Regions from separate parts of the Homo sapiens genome. Here region 1 is linked to region 2. Evidence: chromatin loops called from intact Hi-C (ENCODE). Cell type or tissue: spleen. All regions are shown on one strand. Links, peaks and the distances in the headings refer to the core of each region. The heading gives the core; the rest is flanking DNA. Region 1 overlaps HTT (huntingtin). Region 2 has its middle 7.4 kb from the start of RGS12.

Evidence for each region. A loop is a pair of places that touch in the nucleus more often than their neighbours do. Peaks named below come from ENCODE experiments on the same cell type or tissue, not always from the same donor. Only the 100,000 strongest peaks of a DNase experiment are listed, where the experiment ranks them.
Region 1: a loop joins it to region 2, with 2.2 times the contacts of the local background. A loop is called at or near these places in 12 of 110 quality-filtered maps.

Annotation. Positions count from the first base shown.
Region 1 is chr4:3,196,538-3,206,610 of GRCh38, reverse strand. It overlaps HTT (huntingtin), which reads right to left. Exons shown (of 67, transcript NM_001388492.1): 41 at 6,672-6,879; 42 at 2,463-2,604; 43 at 1-115. Among named protein-coding and RNA genes, the nearest start is that of MSANTD1, 48 kb to the left of the region's middle. RefSeq lists an enhancer at 235-529 and a silencer at 3,455-3,554. In spleen, for the core only: no CTCF peak of the experiment used is centred there; DNase peaks (open chromatin) are centred at 3,999, 6,750 and 7,620; H3K4me3 peaks cover 1,378 bases; H3K27ac peaks cover 3,750 bases.
Region 2 is chr4:3,280,546-3,290,618 of GRCh38, reverse strand. It overlaps a transcript of RGS12 not described here. Among named protein-coding and RNA genes, the nearest start is that of RGS12, 7.4 kb to the left of the region's middle. In spleen, for the core only: no CTCF peak of the experiment used is centred there; DNase peaks (open chromatin) are centred at 2,198, 4,298, 5,058, 6,448 and 4 weaker places; H3K4me3 peaks cover 1,154 bases; H3K27me3 peaks cover 5,544 bases.

The DNA of each region.
Region 1 (10,073 bases), core at 617-8,616, 84 kb after region 2:
GATGAACGGCACTGATGAAGTCCTGTACTGGAGGCTCGTGGGAAAGGCTGATCAGATCTTGAATGTGATTTACAATGAGCCACGTTAAGTGCTCGGAGTCATGGAGGTTCTGACACTAAGGAAAAATATGATGAGAGATTCATTTTCAAGTACACAAGAAGAGACCAGGTATTAATGCCATAGAAAGGCCAGAAAGGGTAAGAAGGAGAAAACACATCCCAAATATAAACCTCACTAAAAATATACAGTGTATGAGCACAAATAATTGAGGAGGTAGGAAACTCGATTTACCAAGGCCGTCACCTCCAACCACGCACTGCGGCAGAGGCTGTGTGAAGTTAGGCCCCCTGGGGAAGTAGGGTACAGCAGTCCAGCTCTCAGAGACACTAACAAATGGCCAAGGGTCAAAGGACAAAGGCAGGCCTCAGCGAGATCCGCAGGTAGCAGGGGCAGCGTTGCGCTGGGATGACCCCATCCACAGCACTGCCTGCCCTCTCCCGGGCTTCGGGCCGGCTAAGCCAGTGGGGTTCTCCAATTACTCTTTTTCCAATTTTGTGATAGTTCAGTGGGAAAAAAAGAATCCCCTATCACTGCCACAGTTTTGACAGAACTGTTGAATCCAAAATATGAATGGATCCCACATATCAAATAAATCTTAAGTGTAGATATTTAAGATTTATAAGAAAATAAAAATATATATTTTTAAACATGCAGAGCCTTTTCATCTTGATTCATAATCCTAGGCAGAAACTGTAAAATGTGATCAATTCCTTGATATTTGGTTAACGATTAATATTTTTCATTTGGGATCATCTGACAGTACAGGTTGAATAACCCTTATCTGAAATGTTTGGGATCAGAAGTATTCTGAATTTAGGATTTTTTTCAGGTTTTGAAATATGTGCATTATACTTATTTGTTGAGCTCCCTAAATCCGAAAATCTGAAACCTTCCAATGAACATTTCCTTTGAACATAATGTCAGCACTCAAAAAGCTTCAGAATTTGGAGCATTTTGGATTTCAGATTTTTGGATTTGGGATGATCAAACTTTATTAACTTATAAAATTAGTATCTTTTTTCTTATATTTCTGTGAAAAACAGCATTATAAATTATATTATCCTTAAAAGTAGAACAAAATAGAAAAACTACTTCAATAGAGAAAGTAAAGCAAAAAGTGACTATTAATAAATTGTCATCACCAGAAAAAGTCTCTAGGATAACACCTCTTTCAGTTGGAGAGTCGGCTTCCTTTTCTGATTCAGAATATTTAACACTGTTTTGCTATGTGACAGTAGTATCTATAAGATACCATGTTTGTGACAAAGAAATGCATATGTTTTAAATATTTTTAATATAAATATAGAAAAAGTATTAAATCTAGACCAAAATCTAACAGCAAGTTATCTCTGAGTAGTATGATTACAGGAGGTTTTATTTTCCTCCGTTTATTTGTTTTTTTGTAAATTCTCCATGGTAAATATGTGATGCTAGTTTTATGGTTAAAAACTCCCACAAGTTATTTTTTTTTCTTTAAAGAGAACGGCATTTAAACAGGAATCCATCATAAAATGTGACAAAGAACATCTAACACCTTTTCTACAAATTAACTTAAAAAAATTATTTTAGAGCAGGGGTCTCGCCTTGTCACCCAGGCCGGAGTGCAGTGACACAGTCACAGCTCACTGCAGCCTCAAACTTCTGGGCTCAAGCAATCCTCCCTTCTCAGTCTCTCAGGTGGCTGGGACCACAGGCATGCACCACCACGCCAGGCTAATTTTTCTTTCTTCCTCTCTTTCTTTTTTTGGTAGAGGCAGGGTTTCTCTGTGTTGCCAGGCTGGTCTCGAACTCCCAGGCTCAAGCCATCCTCCGCCCTCAGCTTCTCAAAGAGCTGTGATTACAGGCACGAGCCACCACACTTGGATAATTTTTTATTTTTTATTTTTTTAGAGATGGGTGTCTCACACCATAGCCCAGGCTTGTCTCAAACTCCTGGGCTCAAGTGATCTTCCTACCTCAGCCTCTCGAGTTGCTGGAATTTAGGCATAAGCCACTGCTCCTGGTATTAATTTTTAAAAAAATTTAAAATCAGAACCCCACTACAGTCAATGCACTTACTTTGTTTTTTAAATCATTAGTTATTATTATTCCATTGCTTCCCTCAAATTAACAAACATACCCAGCATCATGTAGGCGTGAGCCAATAGCCGGGCATTTGATAAATGAGTCAGCTGCAAAAACTCTCACAGTCCAACTTAGAATCCAGTGACTGGAAGGCCAGGCCTGGTCTCCAATTATATGTCACAGCAGAAGTAAACATTCATTCTAGATTTAGTTTCGATGGAGCTTGGCAGGACACCGGGCGGTCTGGGTTCCAGAGGGTCCATGCAAGTGTCATCTACACAGGATGTTCTCCTGGTCCCCACCTCCCTCAACCCCGTTTACAGGCATTTCAAACTTACGACATAATCACAGAAGAGAATGAGAGCCCCTCTTCGTACTATTTCTCTATTGCACATTCCAAGTTTGGCTGCCAAGTCAGAATCCTCCTCTTCTCCAGACATCTGGGGACTAAGTAACTTTGTGCTGGACAGACTGTGTCTTCTAGAAGGAGCAACAGATGCATTGACAATGTTTCTGGATGGCAGTGAGCTTATTTGCAAAATACTGAAGATGATTATGTTTAATTCTAGTTCTAAAACAGACAAGTTGTTTTAAATATTGCCATATCAGAATGTTGTATGTGTAATATATACTCTCAGTTATCTATTCCTAAGCTACAATAAACCACATATGAAAAACTAAAGAAAACAGAATTTAACAGGCAGAAAATTAAAATGCTTGCCTGAATAGCAAAATCCACCATAAAGCTGCACATTCAATCAGCACCTTTATTTCAGAACTCACACTGGCTATGTTTGATAATTGAGCAATTGCTTTTGAAATTCTCCATCTGCCGTGAAAGTTGCCAACTGCCAGAATGAAAACCTCCCTGCTTTCATGTTTTACTGTTCGTTTCCCAATGAAACATCACCACTCTAAACATGTTGATGTTATACGTTATGGAAATCCTGTTTAAAAACACTTCTTCCCCACTAACACAGGTTATTTCACTCTACACTGACTTCTCACTTTATTGTTTTTTTCTTTTTGAATACGTGGGAATTATAAACCTTGAGACTCTTGGCTCTAGTCCATACAGTTAAAATGTTGACACACTCCCAAACTGCCCCTCTGACCTTCAGGGTCTGACCGAGCGACGTCCTTCCCATTGCGGCAAAGGGCCTTAACGGGGACAGAGGTCACATCAAGCTAAGAATATTCTGAAATACAACAACTTTTCCTGTAATCCCTCAGGATTTAGAAGAGAACTGGTAAAAACCAAAATTCTACAGATTTAAACTTTTTAAAAAGTGCCTTTTCTCTGTTTCCCAACTGGTGAAGTGAAAACAAACTACAGCCTAGCCATACAATGCTCAGCAGTTGCAAGGAGCGAGCCACCGACGCGTGGGCAACACGCGACAGAACTTTAGACACTGCTCACCGAAAGGGGCCAGACTCAGAAGGCTGCACACCGCGTGGTTCCGTTTCTTTCTTTTTTCCCCAGAGACAACGTCTTGCTGTGTCACCTAGGCTGGAGCACAGTGGCACGATCATAGCTCACTGTAACCTCTAACTCCTGAGCTCAAGTGATCCTCCTGCCTCAGCCTCCCAAGCAGCTGAACTACAGGGACGTGATTGTAATTTTTAAATTTTTTTTTTCTGGAGATGGGGTCTTGCTAGGCAGCCCAGGCTAGTCTTGAACTCCCAGCCTCAAGTCATCCTCCCACTTCAGCCTCTCAAAATACTGGGATTACAGGCATGAGCCACCACACCTAGCCTATAGATTCTATTTCTATGGCCTTCTGCAATGGGCTGAACAGAGGGACAGAGCACGGATTGGTGGTTAGACCTGGGGAGGGGCAGGATGTGGCAGAGGAAGAGGGAACTGTTTGAAGTGACAGCACTCCTCTATATCTTGATGTGGTTGGGGGAGGGGGGCTGTTACTGACTACAGTTGATAGAAAAGTACATTTTACTGTATTGTAAATTATGTGTCAATGTGAAAACTAACGAACAGGAAACGTGCCCTTTCTCAGTGGGCCGTCCTGCCAGCGCAGTGTGACTTACACTCAAGCTGTAATTGTGCACTTTGCAATAATACAGCTATAGGGTAATGAGCCTCTGAAAGAGAAGAGGCAGTATTTGCAATTCAAATATGAGCAGTAGACATAAAGAAGGTCCACTGTCAACTCAAATTCAGCCCCAATTTGTAGCAGCACAAGCCCCCCCAAATCTCAGGCCATACACCGCCCGGTACTGGTGGCGAATGAATGTCCCAAATCTAGGGTGACTCAGAACAAGATGAGCTGGGAAGTGACCAACACATCATGTGTACCACAACACACCCACAAGCGCCAAAGTATAGGCAGGACTCTAACAGTTCACCAAGAGGTAAGACAGATTGAGAGTGAATCATAAACCCACAGTGACAGAGTCCATAAGAGAGGGGCTAGGCTAGGGCAGGACCCACATAAGGACCTCCTGGAGCAGAGCACCCAGTGTCGCCTGGAGCCAGCTCCCATCTGGGAGCCAGCCTGAGAGGAGATGCACACAAACCGAGAGAGGGTCAAGAGTAAGCAGCAGGAATTTCTGCAACTGGATACAGCAATTTTATGGCTGCTGAGTCTATGGCTAAAAAAAGAGCAGCTGTGTTTTGTATTTCACACTTCTAGTAATTCATTTTTCTCATCTCATGGAAATAAAAAGATACTCATCCCCCACCACCCACAGCTGGAAAAACACAGTGCTAAGAGCAGGGGTTTAAACCAGAACAGCTCTGCTCTCTATGGGCATCTTGGACACTTATGGGGATTTATTTTTTCCTTCCACCACGGGGACACCTTAGACACTCACATGCTTGTTACATATTATCTTAATTTTACCTTTACATTACCATTAAAGAACGATATTTTTTGAAATTTAATTATTAGGTTAAAAATCCATTGATCCATTAATTTTTTTTTTTTTTTTTTTTTTTTGAGATGGAGTCTCACTCTGTCACCCAGGCTAGAGTGCAGTGGCGCGATCTCAGCTCACTGCAACCTTTTCCTCCTAGGTTCAAGCGATTCTCCCGCCTCAGCCTTCTGAGTAGCAGGGACTACAGGCACCTGTCACCATGCTCGGCTAATTTTTGTTATTTTCAGTAGAGACAGCATTTCATCATGTTGGCCAGGCTGGTCTCGAAGTCCTGGCCTCAGGTGATCTGCCCGCCTTGGCTTCCCAAGGTGCTGGGATTATAGGCATGAGCCACCACGCCCAGCCTAATCTATTAATGTTATTTCAGGATAATAGAAGGAACAATACAGAAGGTTATAAAGGAAAACTGGATCAGAGGGGGTCACGAAACAGTCACAGAATTTACCTACATTTACAAAAAGCTGTAGTTTGCCCTCAGAGGGCTGAATGAAGACGCTTGCTGAATTCCAAACTAAATTTACCTTTGGTTTATTTCTTTTAAACACTCATCATCTAAGCATTTCTGTTACTCCAATTCAGGGGACACAATTCCCAGATTCAGAGCTTTCTGATATAACATCAGAGTAAGCAGGCCCATCTGTCAGAAAAGGAGTGATCTGCTGAATCCGCAGCTGATTTCTATGCACGTTAAAGCAGCACAGAACTAGGAGACACTGACTTTCTGTCTCCTGCCCCCACAGTGCTCAGTCATCGTAACAGGCCTAAGACATCCACCAAGCATTTCAAATGTCGTCACTGGTCTGTCTCCTCCAACAGAATGACCAGACCCCACTACATACGGCACAGAGTGGATGGTTAAGAATGCCTCCCAACAGTGGACTTTCCAGCTGAGTGCCATGAACTGGCCCTACTGGGAGCCCTGGCAGCACAAGGTCCAGTATCCATACTGAGCAGAGAGGCACGGCAGCACCTGCCCTCTTTTGTCTCCAGAACTTCTTTTCCCCAGCGTGGGATCTTGAGCCTTCCAGAAATACTGTGCTGAGGATTCAGCTGGGCGGGGGCCAGGGTTGGGGGTGGTCACAGCTTTTATTTCCATACATATACAAATAATGGAGTGTTGGAGCACCTAGAAATGGAGCTTAAGCCTGAAAACCTTTTGCAAAAAGAGGGCCACCCATAACGAGAACCTTAGTAAGCCTTTTTGAATGGTAAAATAACATTTCCAAGAGGTTTTGAAATTTGCTACACTGTTACTTCATTATCTAAGGATAACCAGAACCACATTTACTTTATAATGAGGTTAAGACATTGCAACATGTCTGGCTATGGAACCAATTTAAGGACTAGAACTTAGTAGGAGCCACAGAGCATGACAAGCATATCCCACAAGATGCAATGGTGTCAAAGAACCTGCCAAAGAAAATCGCATTTAGAAAGCAACTGCTATTTTGAATGCCTTTAGCTGGACCGCATGTTTGTCCCAATAATATGCTGTCCATGAAAGGAATATTAATATGCAGCAGAAATTTCACAAGCCCTCACAAAAAATGGAAAATGAAAATGCTTTAACGGTGGCCAAAGCTCAGGTTACTGGGAGTCTCAGGACAGGGTGCTGGGCTGGCGCCCTGGGCTGTGGGGCATTATGAACCTACTTCGGGGTCTGCTGCACTTCTGCCCACCAGCGGTAGTCGGTGTGGTTGACAAGCAGCAGTATCTGACACCAGAGCAGCACCAGGGCCGGGTGGGTGGTGATCATGGAACGAGCCCGCAAGTTCAAGCTGTCCAGGGTGTAGAAACTGCCGCCACAGCCATCACTGCGGAACAGCCTAGTGGCAGCTGCTGTGATTCTCCGGAACATTCCTAGAAACAAAGTTAAGGAGAAATGTCTTTGCTTTCATCTCGGTCCAGTGCCACATGGCTACGCGAAGATTTTACATAAAAATGAAACAGGCTGAGTCGTCTCCCATACTTACGTATTCAGAACACCTGGCATTTAGAAAATTCTGATTTTTCTAAGCAGAAACAGATATCCTACTTTTTTTTTTTTTTTTGAGATAGAGTTTTGCTCTTGTTGCCCAGGTTGGAGTGCAGTGGCGCAATCTTGGCTCACTGCAAACTCCACCTTCCGGTTTCAAGCTGTTCTCCTGCCTCAGCCTCCCAAGTAGCTAGGATTACAGGCGCCTGCCACCACGCCCAGCTAATATTTGTATTTTTAGTATAGAGGGGGTTTCACCATGTTGGCCAGGCTGGTCTTGAACTCCTGAGCTCGTGATCCACCCGCCTCAGCCTCCCAAAGTGCTGGGATTAAGGCGTGAGCCGCCGTGCCTGGCCAATATCCCACTTATTTAATGGACTGGTCAAGAAAGCTAGCATTCCTCCTCTCTCACTGTCGACCTCCACATTGGTCGGCAATGCCAAGCCCTCCAGGAGCTCCAAGCCAAGAGCTGCGAAAGTCTGAACACAGCTCCTGGAGAAGGAGTCAGGGAACACTCAGCGCCTCGAATCACTGCACTCGGGCCACAGCGGGGCCCCCACAGGACTGAGCCACAGCTACACAGGCAGGAACAGCACTCGGCACCTGCCAAACTCAACAGCTCCTGGGCTTGCTAAGGACTGAGGGACAGAAATGCTGAAGGAGGCCAGGTGAGAAAGCAGGACCCCCCTGCGGTCCAGGCTCTGTGTGCCCTCTGCAGGCTCCTGACACCTGACAGCCAAGTGGCCTCTGTGCCCGGCCATGGAGCATCCTGGGCCTAGGCAGGCCAAGCGGTCAGCCTCCCCACACACAATGCTGGCACCTCAGCAACACACTCAGCTAGATTCTACCGGCAAATTTCTCCACAGCATCCTTCTCAGGGCTCCAGGAATCATGACTTCATTCTATCCTCTCCTTTGGATAAACAAGGTCAAAGGCACAGAGACATGCACAGGCTGCAAAGCCCAGCAGGGAGAGGCAGCAAGACTTGGGAAACAGAGAAAGGCCCAGCTGGCCAAGGCCACCCTCTCCCCCAGATCTGGGCTGCCTGGCATCACTGTTGGGATCAAAATTTTATTTCTGATTTAAATTTCAGGCCGGGTGTGGTGGCTCACGCCTATAATCACAGCACTTTGGGAGGCCAAGGTGGGCAGATCACTTGAGGTCAGGAGTTCGAGACCAGCCTGACCAACATGGTAAAACCCTGTCTCCACTAAAAATACAAAAATTGGCCGAGTGTGGTGGCGGGTGCCTGTAATCCCAGGTATTTGGGAGGCGGGAGCACAAGAATTGCTTGAACCCAGGAGGCAGGGGCAGCAGTGGCCAAGATCGTGCCACTGCACTCTAGCCTGGGCAATGGAGCGAGACTCTATCTCAAAAAAAAAAAAAAAAAAAAAAAAAAAATCAACACATCCCCAAAGTGAAAGGGTCCTAAAACAGGTAAAAACAGAGTACAGGCTTTTTAGGGCTCCACAATGCCTTAAACTATAACCTGAGACCAAGGAAGCGAGCTAACAGAAGCAGCACACTCAGAGAATGCAGACCAGGTCACGACGAGGAGTTCTAATGCCTTGTCTCTGGCTCCTCCAGGTTTCCTGGGATTTCTCTACACTTGCTTCCTGGTCAGCATTGTCCCCTCCAGCCCATTCTGCACTGGCCTCATCCTTCTGTGGGGCCCTCTGTTCCTGCATGGGCCCCCTGAGTGAAGAGGCATGCACTGCCTTCAAGGAAGATGCAGCCAGGCCACAGAGCACGTGCAGGGACAGACCCGGGATGTAGGGGTTTTGAACAGGTAATAGAAACCCACAATCCAAGCTGTGTTCTAGGTGGCTGAGTGTCAACACAGGCTCTGAATCAGACTGCCTGGTTCAGATCGTGGCTCTACTGTCTACTACCTGGGTGACCTTGGATGCACCTTACCTGGGGCCTCAGCTTCCTTAGGTGTAAGATGGAATTAAGAGCAGTATCTGTTCGCAGGGCTGTAATAAGGAGCAAACAGGAGAACCCAGGTAAAGGGCTCAGCACTGCACAAGGCATGGAGGAAGTACTCAGCCCCCGGGGTGGCAGCTGCTGGAGCCTATTAGGGAAGTTCAGGTGGAAGATGAGACGGACTCTGAGGGCCACCTCCTAGTAGATAGAGAGGAGGAGGTAAGGTTAGGGTTCCTGGGGTAGCGGGAGGAGGAACATACTATGATGCTGGGATTCTGAACATCCCTAATGATCTAATTAACAAGAAGAGGCCCTGGAGAGTGACAGTGGTGCTAGTTCAATTTTAAGTGCAAGTCTGAGGTACTGGCAGGACAAGTCCCGTGTCGAGAAGCTGGATGCCAGGACTACAAGGACCAGCAAGAGAAAGTTGTCCATGAGAGCAACAGCCAAGGTCACAAAGGGGATGGACCTACCAAGGCCAAGGAGAGAGGCAGAAACACAGAGAAAACAGTAACGAGAGACCATGGACAGCAACTCGAGGAACACAATCAATTAAGTGGCTAGACAGAGAAGACCCCACAAGCTACTGAGTGACAAGAGGGCAGCTCCACAGAATCAAGCTGGAGGGCCTAGGATGAGAGAGACCTAGAAAGAAAGAACACAGGCAGCCTCTGCAAAGGCCTTTTTAGTAAAGAGGGCAAGAGGCAGGCTGCCATGGCTTGAGAAACAAGAGGGAAACAAACCACCATGGGCAATGAGAATGGAGTGTACACAGAGGGAGGGACCCCTCATGAAGGAAGCAGGAGGGCACAGGAAGTGCTGGTTTGTTTTTCATTTAAGGCTGGCTTAGTGTGGCTGTTAAGTGTAAAAGAGCAGCTACAGGCAGGAAAGGAAAGGTAAGACATACATGTTTCGCTACGGTGAAGTATGCAATGGATTTTTTTTTTTTTTTCAGACAGGGTCTCACTCTGTTTGACCAGACTGGAGTACAGTGGCACGATCACAGCCCACTGTAGCTTTGGCCTCCGGGGCTCAATTGATCCTCCTGTCTCAGGTTCCTGAGTAGCTGGGAGTATAGGTGTGCGCCACCATGCCCAGCTAATTTTTGTATTTTCTATAGAAACAGGATTTCAACATGTTGCTCAGGCTAATC
Region 2 (10,073 bases), core at 659-8,658:
CACTCCTGAGTTGAACAAGTGGGATGGATGATAATTCTTCCACGGGACTCGGGGTGTGGGGGCGTCCCCCCACATTCCAACACAGGCTACGACACGGATGACCCTTGAGGACACTATGCTAAGTGAAATAAGCTCGTCACAAAGGACAGATACTGTCTGATTCCACTTATAGGAGGTTCTTAGAGTAGGTACATTTATAGAGACGGATAGTAGAAGGGTGGGTGGCAGGGGCGGGGGAGAAGAGGACAGAAGTTATTGACAGTTTCAGTTTGGGAAGATGGAAGCATTCTGGAGATGGGTGGAGATGTTTGCTCAACAGTGTGAAGGTGCTTGATACCCCTGAGCTGTACCCTTAACAATGGTTAAGATACAGCCATTATGGAAAAGAGTATGGAGGTTCCACAACAAATCAAAACTAGAACTACCGTGTGATCCAGCAATCTCATTGCTGAGTATGTATCCAAAGGAAATGAAATCAGTGTGTCAAAGAGACGTCTGCACTCCCAGGCTCAGCACGGCACCACTCACAATAGCCGGGATGTGGAACCCACCTAAGCGCTCGTCGATGGATTAGGTGGATAAAGAAAACATCGTGAATTACTGAATACTCTGGAGCCTTAAAAAGAAGGAAATGTGCCATCTGCAACAACACAGATAAACCTGGGGGACATTATAACAGTGAAATAAGCCAGGCACAGAAAGACAAATATTGCCCGGTCTAACTTACATGTGGAATCTGAAAATGTCCAAGTCACAGAAACAGAGAGTAGGATGCAGGTTACCAGAGGCTGTGGGTGGGTAGGAATTGGGGAGACATTGGTCAAAGGGCACAAAGTTTCAGCTATGCAGGATGAATTAAGTTCAGAAGATCTATTGTACAGCATGATGACTAGTCAATAATAATGTACCCTTGAAAATCTCTAAGAGTAGATTTTAAATGTACTCATCACAAAAAATGGGATGTGAATGATGGGACACATTAATTAGCTTAATCACTCTGTAGTGTAAACATATATCAAAGCATCAGATTGTACAATTTTTCATTTGTTAATTAAAAATATATAAATATACTATGGGATTTGCACTAATTAAAAAAGTAAAAAATAAAAATTGTAGGCCAGGCACGGTGGCTCATGCCTGTAATCCCAGCTCTTTGGAAGGCTGAGGTAGGTGGCTCACTTAAGCTCAGGAGTTGGAGACCAGCCTGGGCAACACAGTGAAACCCCGTCTCTACCAAAAACACAAAAAATTAGCTGGGCGTGGTGGTGCGTGCCTGTGGTCCCAGCTACTCAGGAGACTGAGGCAGGAGGATCACTTGAGCCTGAGAAGTGAGGTTGCAATGAGCCAAGATCGCGCCACTGCACTGCAGCCTGGGCAACAGAATGAGATCCTGTCTCCAAAAAAAAAAATTGTGATGGTTAAGTTGGTAAGTTGTACGTCATGTGTGTTTTACCCCAATAAGAAAACATGTAAAACAATGTTCTCTGAGGGGCCCACACCTTACTTGGGGACCTGGTTGTGGGTGTCCTCAGCAGGTGGAGGCTGATAGGGGGAGGTGGGACCTCGGACTGGGTCCCTCCCACAGCAGGGCAACAGGATCCTGATGGCAGAGGCAGGTAGATGCACTTCCTGGGCAGGGAATGGCAGGCAGAGTGGGCAGCCAGGCTGGAGTCAGCCCACTCTAGGGGCTACACCAATGGGGCTCGTAGGGGTGGGGGGATGGCGGCTCACTCAGGGTTGACGGCGTCCATAATTAGAGACAAGGAGAGCTGGGAGCTGGGACCTGGGGCCCCTGAGGCCCCCAGCAAGCCACATGCCTCATGCAGTCTCCATGTGGGAATCGGTGCAAAGGCCCAGAGTCCCTTCACGGGGACCGGATCCCTTTGCAGAAGGCCCTGGAATGCCCTGTCAGCCTCTAAGCAGGTGTTTCCCTAGCCTTCCCTTGGGCCTGTGGCAACATGCCAGGGTCCATACGTCCCGGAAAGGAGGAACCTCCAGACTTTGGGGGCTTGCTTGTGTCAGGGTCTGAGCCGACCCAGGCAACAGAGGAACCCAAACCCCATCTGTCCTCCCGAGAGAGTTGGGGTTCGTCAGAGCTTGACCAGGTCCACCTCAAGGGACACCCATGGGCCTGCATGTCCCCAGTGAGTATTTTCCTGGCCCCAAAGCATGGGGGAAGCTGTGCCTCAGGAGCTGCACCAGGAAGCCAGGCCCAGAGGGGAGTGCTGGTGGCCAGGCGTCCGGCAGGCCTCTGCGCGGCTCACACCCTTCCTGCCCAGTGGGGATGCTGCCCACACCCACGGGGCCCCCTTGTCAGCTGCCCCCCTCCTGTCAGGGCCCAGCTCTGTGTCACAACCTTTGTGAAGCCAGTGTCCCCACTCCAGCCCCAGCCCTCCCACACGCCCACCAGACCCCACACACCCGCCGGGCCCATCACTCTTGGGGGTCTGCGCACACTCCCCATGCGGCAGTAGTTTATCTGCCATCGAATCCTTGTGTGCGCTCAGAGCAACGAGCACGCAGGCTCAGGGAGCTCAGGGCCAGCAGGTACGGGCCCACGGTGTCTCTCGACGGCTCGGCCATGGGAGGGGGAGGACCCAGAGGGACTCTGGCGCTGACGCTGGGAAGCAGGGCAGGGATGGAGCGAAGGGGCTGGCGTGCCCCCAAACAGAGCTAAGGGGACAGGTTTGTGTGGGGCCCGGTGAGTTTGGGGGAGATGTGGGAGCTGAGGGCCCCCACCCAGGCCCCGTGGGACAAATGAGCCTGCCAGCCCCTTGCCTGCACTCTGCCACATCTGAAATGCTCTGTCCCGGGACTACCTTCCAGGTGGGGCAGCCTCCTGTGCCCGTGTTGTGGAATTCACCATCAGTGAGCAGATGAAATAAATTAAATGAAGCATAATGTTTTTAACCAGAATACACAAAGTTAATTAAATAGAGCATATTGTTACTAAGTAGAGCTCATGGCAATTAGGGACGTTGTCACCAAATAAAATATGCATTAATTAAGTAGACCATATTATTCCTACACAGAACTTCCTCGGGCCGCCAGGGCCAGGGGCTGGGGAGGTCCCAAAGGCCAGCGGGCAGGGGCAGGTTCAGGAATCAGGAAGGGCTTGGCCACGTGTGTGGCGTGAACCCCTCCTGTGGGACCCGGCTTTGAAATGTCTCTTCTTGTCAAAGAACCGAAGCTTGGCAGCAACAGAGCTGCTCCAGCTGGAGGAATACCAATTTGGAGAAGATGTCCTTTTTTTGTTTTTTTTTTCAGACCATGTGATGTGCCTTGAGAAAATGTATGTTTAGGAGGGTGTTTTCCTTTACAGAAAATAAACGTGAAATAAATCAGAAAGCATCGCCTCAAAACAAGAAAATGACATCGGAAATGTTTTAAATGTTGCTCTTCGAGTCCACCTTGAACAATCACGCAAACGCCGCCCTCCCGGGGCTCTGCACAGCGTCGGGGCCTGGGCGCTGCTCGCTCTTCCGCTGTTCAGTGAGCAGGTAGCGCTCAGAGCTCACCTTTTCCCGGAGGATTATAAAAGAACTAGGTGCCCCTTTTTCTCTGTCTTCCTCAGTAACTCCCTAATATATGCCCAAAGCTGATGCTGGCCCCAACCCATTCACCCATCAAGTCCCAGATCACCATCATAGCCAGGTCCCCGAGGCCTCCCCAGCCCGAGGGAGCTCCCGGCCTGGGCGGAATTCCACTCAATCCTGCCGGAGCAGCGTCGGCTCCCGCAGGCACTGCTGACCGGGCTCCCATTCGGTGCCTAGCAGCGCACTAAGGGCCTGACGGGGGCTCTCTGACCCTCTCACAACCCTGCACATGCCCGTTTACAGATGCAGAAACTGAGGCCTGGGGAGACAAAGTGCTGGGAACACGTTCCCGCTGAGCCTTTCCCCGGTGTGCAGCGCTGGCCCCGCCTGGCTGCCACAGGCTGCCTTTCCTGCCCCTGACCCTCATTCCTCCTCACTCCCTCGCCCTGCATCCACCTGCGGGAGGGAGGAGAGCAAACCCCACACCGCAGCCCCCAGCACAGGCTTCCACCCCAGGAGGCCGGGGGAGCAGGGCCCACAGGGGCTGGCTTTAAACCAAGAATGGAGCTTGGATTAATATCTCAGGGTTAGGGTAATGGATTTGGACTGACTCTGAATTGAGACTGTATTTGCCAGTTGAGTGACAGAAGCTGCTTTTTATGTAGGAGCACACAGAAAATCCCCAGGCAGCCAGGAGCTTTCAGGGCCGGAGGAGGTTTGCCCACCGCATACGCAGTAATGGGGAACAGAAACCGGGCAGGCTGCATTTGGTGATCTCAGGAGAAAGGCTTCCTCAGTGTGTCGAAAGAAACCACACGCGGCCTGGGGCAGAAGACCTGCCCTTAGGGTGGCCGAGTGGCCTCTCCTGGCTCTAAGCATCAAAGGTCCTGCACCCCTGGAACCTCCTCGGTCCTAGGCAAAACAGACAGTTGGTGACCCTCCCTGTGGTGGCCTCACGAATAACCAGAAGGACATGCCAGGCTGGACGGAGGCACTGCCTTGCTCACCTCAGGCATCTGGGCTCCTCTCCACGTTCCCTGGGCTCCGTTCTTTTGGTGACGGCCCCAGCGGTCCCTGGAGCGCAGCCCGGCACACCGGCAGGAAGTGGTGAAGCCGTGGCTCCCTCCATCTGGGCTGGTGTTTGCAGGACATTTTCCTCACGGCGAAGCTGAGGGGTGACAAAGGAGTCTACGGAGCCCTGCCCCAGGCGCGGGCGCTCCCCAGGGCATGAGAACCCAGAGTCCCGCCCATGCACAACTCCTGTGCCAGGACACAGCCTGGTGGCTCTGACCAGCCAGTCGACAGAAGTCTGCTCTGGAAGGGGACTGGGGTGGGGGCAGAGGGGATGAGGAGGAGCCGGGAGGCACCACCTCGAGCTCACCCCCAACGGTGACAGTGGGGCTGGGGCTTGTTCCGGGGCGGGGCAGCCCGCCGGACCCAGCCCGAGAGGTTAAGCGCGCGGCTCGGGTCCTGGAGGCCACCACGTGGCCTGCGTCCTTGGGCCCTGGGAGCTTCCAGGGCTGAGGAGGCCACGGACACAGGACTTACAGGACAAAGGGAGGTGTAGCAGAGCGCTGGGCACCAGTCCCCCTTCCTTCCAGGCCCCCGTGCTCCCAGAGGCCCAGCCACGCCACCCTGGCACACCCTTTGTCCCTCACATTGCTCTGGTCACTTCAGTCATGACCCCCAAAACAGGCCTCTGCTGGAGCCGTAGCACTTGCTATGAATAGAGAGCGGGAGCTGAAGGAATGGTTTCCGCACGCTGCCTGAGCGGCCGCCTCGGTCTCCCCTTACTGCAGCCAGCCCGCAGGTCCGGATTCCCTGCCTCTGCTGTCCCACCATCCAGACAAGACCCACCAGCTGGGCCACCTGTCAAGTCCTCAGTGGGGGCCACTTTTCTGCAAATGCCCCAAGAATGCTATGGGGCTCTCCGTATCAGTGCTGTCCAGAGAAACAGAATCCAGTAGGGTGTGCAGATAGACAGAGATGCAGAAAGAGAGGAAGGGGAGAGACTGATTTTAAGAAATTGATGCATGGGCTGGTGGGGGCCGGCAGGTCTGCATTCTACAGGGAGGCGCTGGCTGGCTGGAGACCTGGGGAGGAGCTGCCGCCGCCCCTCAAGTCCAGAGCACCGTGCTGGCAGCCTTCCCTCCTCCTTGGGAGCCTTTTTCCTCTCAAGCCCTTCAACTGCTCAGATGAGGCCCACCCACACCGTGGAAGGTCATTGGCCTCACGTGCAGTTCCCTGACTTAAATGTTAACCTTATCTAAAAAATACCTTCACGGTGACATCTAGACTGGCATTCGACCAAACACTGAGCACCGTGGCCTGGCTGCTACCTCTGCCTCCCACTGGATAGTCCTTTTTTTTTTTTTTTTTTTTTTTTGAGATAGGGTCTTGCCCTGTTGCCCAGGCTAGAGTGTAGCAGTGGGATCACAGCTCACTGCAGCCTCAACTTCCCAGACTCAAGCCATCCTCCTACCTCAGCCTCCTGAGTGTTGAGATTACAGGCATGCACCACCGTGCCGGCCCTCACTGAATGCTTTTTTTTTTTTTTTTTAGATGGAGTTTCGCTCTGTTGCCCAGCCTGCAGTGTAGTGGCGTAATCTCGGCTCACCGCAACCTCTGCCTCCCAGGTTCAAGTGATTCTCCTGCCTCAGCCTCCCAAATAGCTGGGACTACAGGCACCTGCCACCATGCTCGGCTAATTTTTGTGATTTTCAGTAGAGAGGGGTTTCACCATGTTGGCCAGGCTGATCTTGAACTCCTAGCCTCAGCCTCCCAAAGCGCTGGGATTACAGGCATGAGCCATGCGCCCCGCCGGATGTTTCTTAATGTCGCCCAGCGGGGCGGTGGGGTAGTTTAGGGAGCAGCTGAGCAGCCAGCACACACAGATTCACCCCCACACCCGCCCTTCAGCCCTCCCCTCCAGGGCATCCTGCTGGCGCTTCCCATTGGCCAGGGTGAGCTGGGCTTCAGCCAGCCCAGCAGATTGCTCATGCCGCCCCTGGGGCTCAAGCCAACAACCCAATTCCCAAACCCAGGTGGATGCCATCAGCCAGTGCAGTCCCGTACGGCTTCCTGCTTAGCCTGGCACTCCTGGAACCCCATTCCACCTGTGTCCCCAAACGCCTGCTCCTACAGATTGTTGACCTTGGCCCAGAGCAACCTTTCGCCTCTCTGTCCAGATTACGCTGGGATGCAGCAAATCCCAACGGGCAGGGGGTGGGAGGTGAAGTCTTTGAAAACAAGGGAAGGCTCGTCCTCTCAGGCTGGAGTCTGGGCTGCCTCCTGCAGTGGCTTCAAAGTTTAATTTCATCTTTCTGTCGAGAAGTCCCCACCCCACGCCTTAGGAGCCCACTCCTTCCCCACCTGTGCCCTGAACCTACCAAGAGGGTTCACCTGTGCCGCCCCTTCCACAAGGCCCTGCACCTGACTCTTGCCCTGTCTGTCCTATGGCTCCAGGAGATGAGGAAACCCTTCTGCGCTATCACAGAGGTCTTCTGATTTTCCACCTGTGCCTTCTGCTGGGATTCAAGCCCTCCAATTTGTCTTCATCTCAATGGATGTTCTATCTTGACCCAATATTCACATCTCCATTGTCGTCATAGCGTCTAAGTTCCACAGGCATCTCCCAACACCATGGCCTCACCCATGCCTGCCCTGGTAGTCATCTGAGTGATCGTGATGCCTGTGTGTGCAGTGAATTCTTAAGGCCCCAGCTTCCCCCTTAAGGAAGTTATTGTGTAGCCATCAAATATGTGAGCATTCCAGCCTTCGAATCCCATTTTGAGAATCTGTTTCCTGGGGCCTTTCCTGGTATTAATTCCTCTATCAATCAAGAAACAGATAGCACACTCAAAAGGAGTGATTAAGGTTTGTTGAATGAGGGGCTTGTTTACAAACCTGTGGAAAGGTTAAGGGAAATGCTGGGGGCAGTGAGGTAGCCCAGGTCGGGCAACAGTAGAGCACTATGGGCCGCCGAGGCTCAGGGAACGAAGGGCTATCAGACTCCAGAGAGAGCACAGCCCTCCTGCTCCCATCTCTGCTGGTGTATCCCACTGGCCAAAGCCAACCAGAAGCCAGAAGGAAAGGGAGCCTGGTGGCTGCAGTTCGCAGAGGTCGGCCTTCGGGCACAAAGCAGAATGCAGAGCAGCTCTGAAGAAGGGAGGGGGGCCCAGCACAGGTGAAAGAGACCCAGACGGTCAATGCAGAATTTCATAGGCAACATACATGGATTTACGAAGTGAACCTACTCACACACCTGTGAGTAAGGGAATGGGCTCAGTGTGACACTAAAATGCACTGGAGACTACACAGCTGGGACAGCAAATGGCAGGCTGCTGTAGACATCACCACGGATGAATCACAGAAGAATGCTGAGTGAAAAAAGCAGAACACGCCAAAATGATTCTATTTATAGAAGGTTCAAAAACAGATGAAACGAAGTATATTTTTCCAGATACATACGCATGTTGCCAAATTGTTTTTTAAAAAAGCAGGCTGGGCGTGGTGGCTCACACCTGTAATCCCAGCACTTTGGGAGGCCGAGGCACATGGATAATGAGGTCAGGAGATCAAGACCATCCTGGGTAACATGGTGAAACGCTGTCTCTACTAAAATTTCAAAAAATTAGCCAGGCGTGGTGGCGGGCACCTGTAGTCCCAGCTACTTGGGAGGCTGAGGCAGGAGAATGGCGTGAACCCAGGAGGCGGAGCTTGCAGTGAGCTGAGATCACACTGCTGCACTCCAGCCTGGGTGACAGAGCAAGACTCCGTCTCAAAAAAATAATAATAAAACAAAAAACAAAAAAAGCAAAGTTGTCATTTTATTGTCCTCTGACCACTATTATTTCTGATGAAAAGTCAGCCAAAATATGCATCATTGTTCTTTTCATGTAAGGTCATTGTTTCTGGCTATTTTCAAGATTTTTCTCTTTCTGTTTGGATTTCGGCATTTTGGCTATGATGTTTCTGGGTGCGATTTTCTAATAATCCTGTGTGGGGTTTGTTGGATTTCTTGGATGTTTAGTTTATGTTTTTCACCACATTTTGGAAATCTGTCACCTTTATTTCTTCAACCATTTTTTCTACCTCATTTCTCTCAACTCCTTCTGCAGTCCCAGTTCCACATGCAGTCTGCCACATGATGGTGCCCACACGTGCCCAGGCTCTGTTCATGCTGCTGCAATCATTTTTATCCAGATGCTTCAGACTGGGCCATTTCTATTGCTGTATCTTCAAATTCACTGATTTTCTTTTCAGCCATATCCAATCCACTTCTAAGCCTATGCAGTGAAATTTTCATTTCAGTTACTGTATTTTTCATTTCTTAAATTTTCATTTGATTCTTTTTATAGCATATGTTTTTCTTCTTAAATTCTCCCGTCTGTTCATTCCTTATAAGAATGTTTTTCTTTAAGTCCTTGAACATACTTAGAACAGCTGATGTAAGATTCTGGCATGCTGCGCCAGGTGCAGTGGCTCATGCCTGTAATCCCAGCACTTTGGGAGGCTGAGGTGGGTGAATTACCTGAGCTCAGGAGTTCAAGATCAGCCTGACCAACATGGTGAAACCCTGTCCCTACAAAAATACAAAAATTACCTGAGCATGAAGGCAGGTGCCTGTAATCCCAGCTACTTGGGAGGCTGAGGCAGGAGAATTGCTTGAACCCGAGAGGCAGAGGTTGCAGGGAGCCGAGACTGCACCATTGCACTCCAGCCTGGGCAACAGAGTGAGATTCTGTCTCAAAAGAAAAAAAAAAAGATTCTGGCATGCTGATTGCAATATGTAGGTCATTTGGGTCAGTTTCCATTGTCTGCATTCTCTCTAGAGAACAGGTTACATACCTGTTTCTTCACACTTTTTACTGTATGCTGGATATCATTAATGATCTGCTGTAGAACTTCTGGATTCTATTATCTTTATCTGAGAAGTGTTGATTTTCTTCTAAGAGAAACGTATTTTCACTGGACTCAAATCCCAAACTCTGTCTCCCCCACGATGGGCAGCAGCTAAAAGCTCTGTTCAGTTCACTCTGTTGTTCCTGTTAGACCTGGACTCTTATCTTCTGACTCCTCAAGCCTGTAAGGCTGCAGTCTTCTGCCACCCCAAGCCATGTAAAGATTAAGACGTGCCCTTGGGGAAAAAAAATTCGTAGGCTCTTCCATCTCCGCCCCTGTAGATCGAATGTTACAGGGTAGACTTCCATGCAGTTTCTTCCTGAGGGGCAGGGAGTACACTGGGTCCCCAGGCCAGGTAGTGTCTGCCCTGGGGAAGTGAGGCCTCCTGGTGATGTTGCCATTTGTCCTTCAATTTGGAATCCACCCCCTACCCACCTAGCTGCCAACGTTTCACCACACCTACTCCATTCCTCCAAGTTCCTGATCCTGATCCTTGCGTGCCATTACCTGGGAGACCGAGGTCAGTGTCTCACCCCTATCCCAAGGGGTCCCAGGCCCTCATTCTCCTTCTCTCCCAGGCTCCCAGCCACAAGCCTCCTCCAGGACCCTCCTGAAGCCCTGCTGGTCAGTGCT